3 separate regions of the Mus musculus genome follow, and all the other regions are linked to region 3. Evidence: chromatin loops called from intact Hi-C (ENCODE). Cell type or tissue: heart. All regions are shown on one strand. Region 1 overlaps Taok2 (TAO kinase 2). Region 2 holds the start of Tmem219 (transmembrane protein 219). Region 3 holds the start of Maz (MYC-associated zinc finger protein (purine-binding transcription factor)).

Region 1 (2,500 bases), 140 kb before region 3:
GCGGGCTCCACAACCTCATGGATAAACACTATGGTCACATGCATCCCTTACAGACACGAAAACAGGTTCTGAAAAGGCAAATGATTTGCTACCACCAGGCATCCAGAACAATTATATGAAACTAGCAAGGTCTGATCAAGATCACCATTTTCCAGAGTTACTGAGGTAGAGAGAAGAAAAAGGCCTTTCCCAAGGTCACAGAACAGGACCTTTCCCTTTCAGGTTCAGGACAGAATTCTGTTAGGAGGCAACTAAGCCCAGCCTCCCTGTTTTAGGAGAACCTCCCAGATCATTCCAGCCCTTGAGGGGTGGGCGTTCCAAAGCAAACTCAAAAACAAACTCCAAAGCAAAGTTGCCACAGGGTACCAGGACCAGAACGCACACTCTAGGATAGGCTTTTTAAAGGACTAATGGGAATTTTGGACACAAAGCCCTCAGCAGAGTTGGACTCCTGAGGCAGAGTTCTAGCTACTTAAAAGTACCTAACAATTTCAGCATATAATTATATTCTGTGGCACATTGTTTCCTGTCCATGCTGTTAATTTTGTCTCCTTAGCTCAACTGGAAGCTGGCGGGTGGAAAAGGAGCTAGACTCTTTGTAGGCCCTTAGGGTGGGAAAGGCTCACAACTGACGGACTGGCTGCTCTCAGCTGCTTAGTCTGCTCAAGGCAGGCCCTCTTCTCTTGGAGCATAGTGGCAACCACCCCTCACCACACACCCACACAAAAGGCAGGGCATCACAACTTGCCAAGGGAACCCTCATGACTTCTTAACCAGAAACAAGCCTAAGACTGCCAACCCAGAACCTCAGGCCCCATGAAGAGTGGCAGCCACTGTAAAAACATCGTACAGGTCCCCTTCCTTACAATAACATTTGGGCAATCACCGTGGCCTGGGCTAAATCATAATCACCTTCGAAAGCCCACGTTGCAAAAGAATCCCTAAACTGACTGACCAGTGCGCCCATCTGCAACCTACAGCAAGCGCTTCAGGTAAACTGACTGACCAGTGCTCCCATCTGCAACCTACAGCAAGCGCTTCAGGTAAACTGACTGACCAGTGCGCCCATCTGCAACCTACAGCAAGCGCTTCAGGTAAACTGACTGACCAGTGCTCCCATCTGCAACCTACAGCAAGAGCTTCAGGTAAACTGACTGACCAGTGCTCCCATCTGCAACCTACAGCAAGCGCTTCAGGTAAGTGGCTTACCAGTCCTTTGGTAGGAGATTACAAAATCCCGCTACAGGAGATCTCACTCATACTCAGAGCACTTTGTAGACACCAAACAAATGGCTTTTCCTTCTCTGATTCCAGAGTTGCCAGAGGCTTTACTCCTGGGAGCGAGGGGGCACAGAGAGGGGCTCATTCTAACTCAACAGCTAAGAAAAGGCTAAAGCCATCACTTTTTAGAAGAGAGAACTATCTCTGGAACACGGGCCAAAGTGTGGGATCAGAGTAAAAATGAAGGTCACGTTAGAAAAACACCCATGAGGAAGAGCACAAAGCAGAGCTTCCTCTCAGGAAAAGCTCCTTCTGGAGAGGAAGATCATTACACCCCCAATTTCTAAACCTCACCCTGATACATTCCCCCGCGGGTCCCTCATCAAGCCCAGGCTCAGAAGAAGTGGGTATCCAGTCAGGGACAAGACTTGAGTTAAAATCCTGAATCTGTCACTCAGTGACCTTGAACAACTTTGCTGAGCATCAATGTTTTCAACTGTAAAATGGGAAGACAATAATAAGAGTTCCCACAGGTTGAGTAGGAGTATGTAGTATGGAAAAAAATGTATGCAAAAGCGCTCTGTAAAGGATAGGTCACTTGACAAATATATGAGATTATTTACACCATCTCAGCAAGAGACAGGGCTGGAGGAAATATTACCCCCTCACACACACACACACACACACACACACCTTTGCAAGGACAAAAACTCCAACTAAACCAAGCCAGAAAAAAATATAAGTTCCCAGTGTGGTGGCTTGCACCTGTAGTCAAAACTGTAAAGAGGTTAAAGACTGGACTCCAGGGCCAGATCGACCACCCAGGGCTACAGAAAGGCTGTCTCAATCTAAATAAATAAATAAGCCAGTCCACCTACATGGGAATCAACACCCTAGAGCAGTCTTGGGGAAAAAAAAAAAAAAAGAGTATAATAAAATCATGAAGAGGTGGTTGTGAGGGCAAAATTAATAAAGACTAGAAAGGTGGAAAGCCATTTGATTGGCTAAGCATCCTAGGGCGTGACCCTTGGTGACAAGACAGGCCCTGTCACCTGAGAGTACCCCTTCAACCAGACACAATGAAGGCAAGAGAAAGGGAGAAGAGGTAGCAACAGAAGCAGACTGGGCTGGCCAGAGACTGACCATGGGCCCAACAGGAATCCCTATCCTGAGGAGAGGGCCTACCCAGCCCCAGCTTCTCGGCATGGAGCTGACCAGAGGGGCTCATGCCCATACACCCATGTCTCTCACCTGGTAGGGGTCACTATGGTGCCCCAGC
Region 2 (2,500 bases), 130 kb before region 3:
AAAGGCCAAGGAGCAGCAGGATCAAAGTGGCACAGACCAAAGGTGGGTGATGAGCCAGACAGAGATGCAAGTTGTGCCCTGCCTGGCAGCTGCCCATGGGGAGCAGAGGGGTCTGGGCCTCCGTGGGGTGCCTGCTGGAGGACAGTAAGGGAGAACTAGACAAGAGCCTGCTGGTCAGAAGGCACTCACCCATGCTATACAAAGATAACCTAAGGTTAGAAGACAATGAATTTGCTCAAGGCCACGCAGAAAGTGACAGAGCCAGGACCAAAATCCAAGATTCTGAACTCCAAAAGTTCACCTCCTTACAGCACTTAAAAAAAAAAAAAGCTTTCTTTCGTTTCTGAAATATCCAAAGGAGAAGCAGGGAAGAGCATTCTGTACTAGCAAAAGAGATGTGAAACGAATTCTCAGCTGGAGAAAGAGGAAGCAGTTGATCTGGGGTGAGGCTTTGGCAGCCAAGTCACAATCCAGACCGGAAGTGTCTGGGTTCAGTTTCCAGTTTGGAGTTAAGCTAACTAGCCAGGTAGGAATGGACGGCGCTCACACATGCAACCAAGCCAGTTGGTTGTCTGTGAGGTTAGGATGTCCTGAAAGGGAGTTCTAAGAGCACCAAGTAATGAGGATTCGACTGGGCAGCTGTTTGCTCAGTACTTGGCCATGCAGGAATTCAACAGACGTCCATCTCCTTTCTTTCTATTGGTGTCATACTGATCCTTAAGGCCAGAAGCCAGTAGAATACTGAAGCTCAGGGACTCAGAAGTGGTAGGGCTACGGTCTAAAATCCATCTCCAATTTCCGAGTACCCTATTCCAGGCAAGAAGCGATAGACTGATGAAAATAAGCATCTGGAAGGCAGGAGATCATTATAAGGTGTGAGGGGGACAGCGTGGGAAAGTGTGGAAGCCACTGGGAAACACAGGTGTCACATATGCTCGGCCCCGGCGTGGCTCCACGTCCCGGCATTTCTGCAAGGGGGAGGGGAGGAGGAGGGAGGGCAGAGCCTGAGGGGCAGTAGCGGCTGGTGCATCTGGACCTCCCGTCCTCCCCAAAGCCCCTCCAGAAGGATCTCGACACCCGCATCCCTTCCCGATCAAGCGGCGTCAGATCCGTTCGCCACTAGCTCTCACCGCTTGCAGCCCAGCAGAGGCCGGCGCCCCGTGACGTCATGGGTGGCTTGGCGGAGAGGCGGGGCCTTGCTCGCGCGTGCACGCTCCGGCCCCGCCCCAGTCCATTCAGACGCGCATGCGCGGTGACCACGGTTGGAAAGGTTGCTGGCTACTCCCTGGCCTAGTTCCGGCCGAACCAAAAGAAAAGTCACCCAATGGGCCAAGTGGAGGGAGTAACTTGGGAGTAGGTGATAAAACTAGCAACAGCCGAGGGAGGCCGTGCTAGCCGTTTTGGACATCTCAGGGTCTCCCTCCTGAGAGAGCACAGGAGGGTCAGAACCTCACCCAGGCTTCTGGGAAGGACTTGGGGGTCCTCTGGGATGGATGGGACTTTACTCTTCCCCTCTGTGTGTAGTGTATAGGTTTTGCTCTTCTCTGCCCTCTCAAATACTTACGGTCTACACACCTTGCCCTTGGACTTTGGCTCTTTTCTTGAGAGGTCCCTAAGTGCCCAGGACCCTAGAGTTGCAAGGCTGTTCAAAGGGGAACATCTCGTCTCACTCTGTTAGCCTTTTAGAGGGAATATCATCTTACCTGAAACAACATAAGGCACGGAGCCAGGAACTCGGGCTCATCCTCACTCTGGTGATGCAGTCCTGTAACCCCAGCAGTTAGGAGGTGGAGGCCTGAGCATCAGGAGTTCGAAGCCAGCCTGGGATCCCTCCAAAACCAAACAACAACAAAATGAATAAATCTAATTCTGCAAAAGCCATAATAACCCTGTTGTCCTGGGGATAAAACTGTCCCCTTTACAGAAGAACATTTGTTTTGGTTTAGGGTAGGGCAGGGTCTTACTGTGCAGATGACATGGAACTCACTTATGTAGACCAAAGTGTCTTTGAACACAGAGATCCACCAGCCTCTGCCTCCTGTGTGCTGGGATTAATAGTGTGGAACATGGTTCTCTAAAGAAAAACATTTGTACCTCCGGTTTTAGTTCATAACAGTTCTCAAAAAATGTAAATAAAGCAAAAAAAAAAAAGCAAAATGAGGTATCATTCATATCTGTTAGTGTAGCTACCAACAAGAGATCAGAAACTAGCGAGTGTTGGTAAATATGTGGACAAATTGAAACTTCAGCTGAACATTGTTGGTAGGAACATACACTGGTACCGTTATGGGGAAGAATTTGACTTTTCCAAAAAAGGAAAATCAACAGAAATAGTATTGCCATGTGGTTATAATTCTACTTCTGGATATAAAATTGCTGCCCAAATTTGAAACAATGTCTCTGTGAGACTTTGTATACCCATTGTACTGGCTGGTTTTGTGTCAACTTGACACAGACTGGAGTTATCACAGAGAAAGGAGCTTCAGTCTCCATGAGATCC
Region 3 (2,500 bases):
CTGCTACTGGGTAGGGTGCATGCTCGTCACACCCCTGCTGATGTACTCCACCTGCCCCAGGAGCTGGAGACAAGAGCTTGTGGCTGCTAAGTTGAAACCCTTGGGACTGGCTTTTTGGCTATTCCTTTCTCAAAGTAACCACGTCCCACTTCATTCTCCCAAGCACACCCATGAGGTTGAATTTCTGGTAGACGGTCTCCTGTGAACCATGGCACATAATTTAGTGGTGGTGTTTCCAATGCTGTTGTACTTGCCCCTTAAAGAGTTCTCTCTACTCGCCACAAGCTCTTAGCTGCAGCACCCTTGACCCACATCGGTGAAAAAAAACCCAACAGCTCTGTGCCCCCCTTTTTAGTCCCTGCCCTCCTGGCACCCCTTAGCATGTACCTTTGTTGCAGAGCTCACAGACATGGTGAGGGCCCTGGCTGTGCACCTTCATGTGGTCGGAAATATAAGCCGAGCTCAGCATCTTGCCACAGACATGACATGGCACCTTCTCCTCGTGTCGGACTGTGTGCGCTCGGAGGCGATCCTTCGTAGCAAAAGCTGCCTCACATTTCTGGGGGAGGGTGTGGGGTCACAGGAGAGTTAAAGCTTCGGGGAGTAGAGAGAAGGGAGCAAGATAAGGGGATCAGAGTCTCGGGGGTCTTTGATCTGTAGGAAATGGGCGTGAGATGACCAGGCCTTGAAGGAGAAATGTGAAAATGGAGTGAAGAGGCAAAAAGAGAGAGAAAAAGGGGGTCTGAGAGGCTGAACCCACACAGCTACAATGAGGATCAAAATCATGAAAACCAGGACAGGAGGAAGCTGGCTTCCTACCTCACATTTGAAGGGCCGCTCTGTTGAGTGCACTTGTCTGACGTGACTGTTGAGGTGATCCGGCCTAGGGATATGTTGAGGTGGGAGGGGGTGTGTGTTAGGGCTTAGGCTCCAAGGTAAGGTGTGCCTCAAATCTACCTAGGTTCCTCCAAAATGCCTCTGCAAAGGTCCCAGCGTTTCCCCCTCAGCTTCAGTCCTCAGGCAGGAAAGCCCTCAAACCAAGATTCCTCTTCTGCCCAGAGGCTGCTTTCCTTCAGCCCAGAGACCCACCTCTTCTAAAGTACCACCCCCTGTTCCTAGCAACTTCCCTCCTCCCTGGGAGTGGTTCCTGTCCCCAGGAACGGGAGCCGCCTCCCCACCAGCCAAAGACAGGCCACCTTGTTGCCCTCCCCCCCACCGGCCTAGTGGGCAGCGAGGCCCCTGCACACCGGGAGAAGCTCTTGCCACAGTGGGAGCAGTTGTAGGGCTTGTGCACAGCGCCGTCATGTGAGCGCACGTGGTAACTCATGCGGTCCTTGCGCTTGAAGCGCTGCTGGCACACAGGGCACTGGTAGGGCTTCTCGTCCGAATGCGACAGCTTATGTCGGTTCAGGTGGTAGACGTCGCGGAAGGCCTTGCCGCACATCTCGCAGGCGTGATTCTTCCGGATGCGCTTCCCAGAGGCAGTCGTGGTCACAACGCCACCGGCCGCCACCGCGGCTGTGCCGCCGCCAGCCCCGGCTTCTCCCCCACCCCCGCTGGCCCCGCTCAGCTGGGGGACACTCAAGAGGCTCAGGGGCACCATGGTGGGCATCTTCATAGCACCCGAAGGGACCCGGCCAGCCTTGGCTCCCGTGTGGATGGCTTCGTGCCTTCGGAGGTTGTAGCCGTTCTTGAACTCCTTGGCGCACAGGGCGCAAATGTAGGGCCCCTTGCTCTTTGTCTTCTTCTCCAAGACAGATGCAACTGGGGCCACGGCGACCGTCGAGGTTGGGGCGACGACAGCGGTGGCAGCCGCTGCTGCGATAGTGGCGGCCGCGGCGGGGGGCGCGGCCTCGGCGGCTGGTGCGGAGACGGCAGGGGGTGGCGGAGGAGGCGCCGGAGGCTGCTTCAGGGCCGCTGTGTCCACTGTGGAGGCGGCGGCAGGGGCCGGGGGTGCAGTAACCACTGCAGCGGCAGCCGCCGCAGCAGCCGCCGCCGCCGCGGCTGATTCCTGCGCGGCGGCGAGAACCGGGAGCAAGTCCACTTGGAGGGGCTCGGCCGCCGGGGCCTGGGGCGTGGGTGGGGGCGCCGGCGCGGCCTGCGGAGACAAGGCGCCGTGTGGGCCGCGGTCGCTGGTCGGCGCCTGCCCGCCCGGCCCGGCCCCTACTCACCTGGAATGGACTCTGGGCGCAGCCCTGGGAGGCAAAGAAGCGGGACTGGAGCTCAGCCCCGACCTGCAGGGGGTTCTGGGCGTGACCCTGAGGTGGCGGGAAGGAGTTCATGAGGCCGCCCACCCCCCGGGAGTCCAGGCCCAGCACGGGGAAGGGGGGGGCCAGCAGCGTGCAAGGGAACACGGGGAACATGGCCTCGGCCACAGTGGGGGCCCCCGGAGCTCAGCGGGAGCCGGGGGCACGGGCCGCGCGGGGCCCGGGCTCGGGGCGCCGCCCCCGGCCGGCCGGGTTGGGCCGAGCCGAACGCATGGCCCGAGGGCCGCCCCGCC

What was found. Peaks named below come from ENCODE experiments on the same cell type or tissue, not always from the same donor. Only the 100,000 strongest peaks of a DNase experiment are listed, where the experiment ranks them.
Region 1: it touches region 3 in a loop (2.6-fold over the local background); 9 of 42 quality-filtered maps call a loop at or near these places.
Region 2: a loop joins it to region 3, with 1.9 times the contacts of the local background. A loop is called at or near these places in 8 of 42 quality-filtered maps.

What each region holds. Positions count from the first base shown.
Region 1 is chr7:126,881,434-126,883,933 of GRCm38, forward strand. It overlaps Taok2 (TAO kinase 2), which reads right to left. Exons shown (of 16, transcript NM_001163775.2): 1 at 2,473-2,500. Among named protein-coding and RNA genes, the nearest start is that of Taok2, 2.3 kb to the right of the region's middle. In heart, a CTCF peak has its summit at 1,535; no DNase peak of the experiment used is centred here; H3K4me3 peaks cover 2,500 bases; H3K27ac peaks cover 1,901 bases.
Region 2 is chr7:126,897,094-126,899,593 of GRCm38, forward strand. Tmem219 (transmembrane protein 219) reads right to left here and starts at 1,185. Exons shown (of 6, transcript NM_026827.1): 1 at 1,131-1,185; 2 at 1-134. The coding sequence starts at 97. In heart, no CTCF peak of the experiment used is centred here; DNase peaks (open chromatin) are centred at 478 and 1,208; H3K4me3 peaks cover 1,244 bases; H3K27ac peaks cover 1,717 bases.
Region 3 is chr7:127,024,057-127,026,556 of GRCm38, forward strand. It overlaps Maz (MYC-associated zinc finger protein (purine-binding transcription factor)), which reads right to left and starts at 2,423. Exons shown (of 5, transcript NM_010772.1): 1 at 2,172-2,423; 2 at 1,248-2,098; 3 at 820-883; 4 at 388-559. The coding sequence starts at 2,363. In heart, a CTCF peak has its summit at 1,298; DNase peaks (open chromatin) are centred at 495, 1,245, 1,655 and 2,315; H3K4me3 peaks cover 2,500 bases; H3K27ac peaks cover 2,500 bases.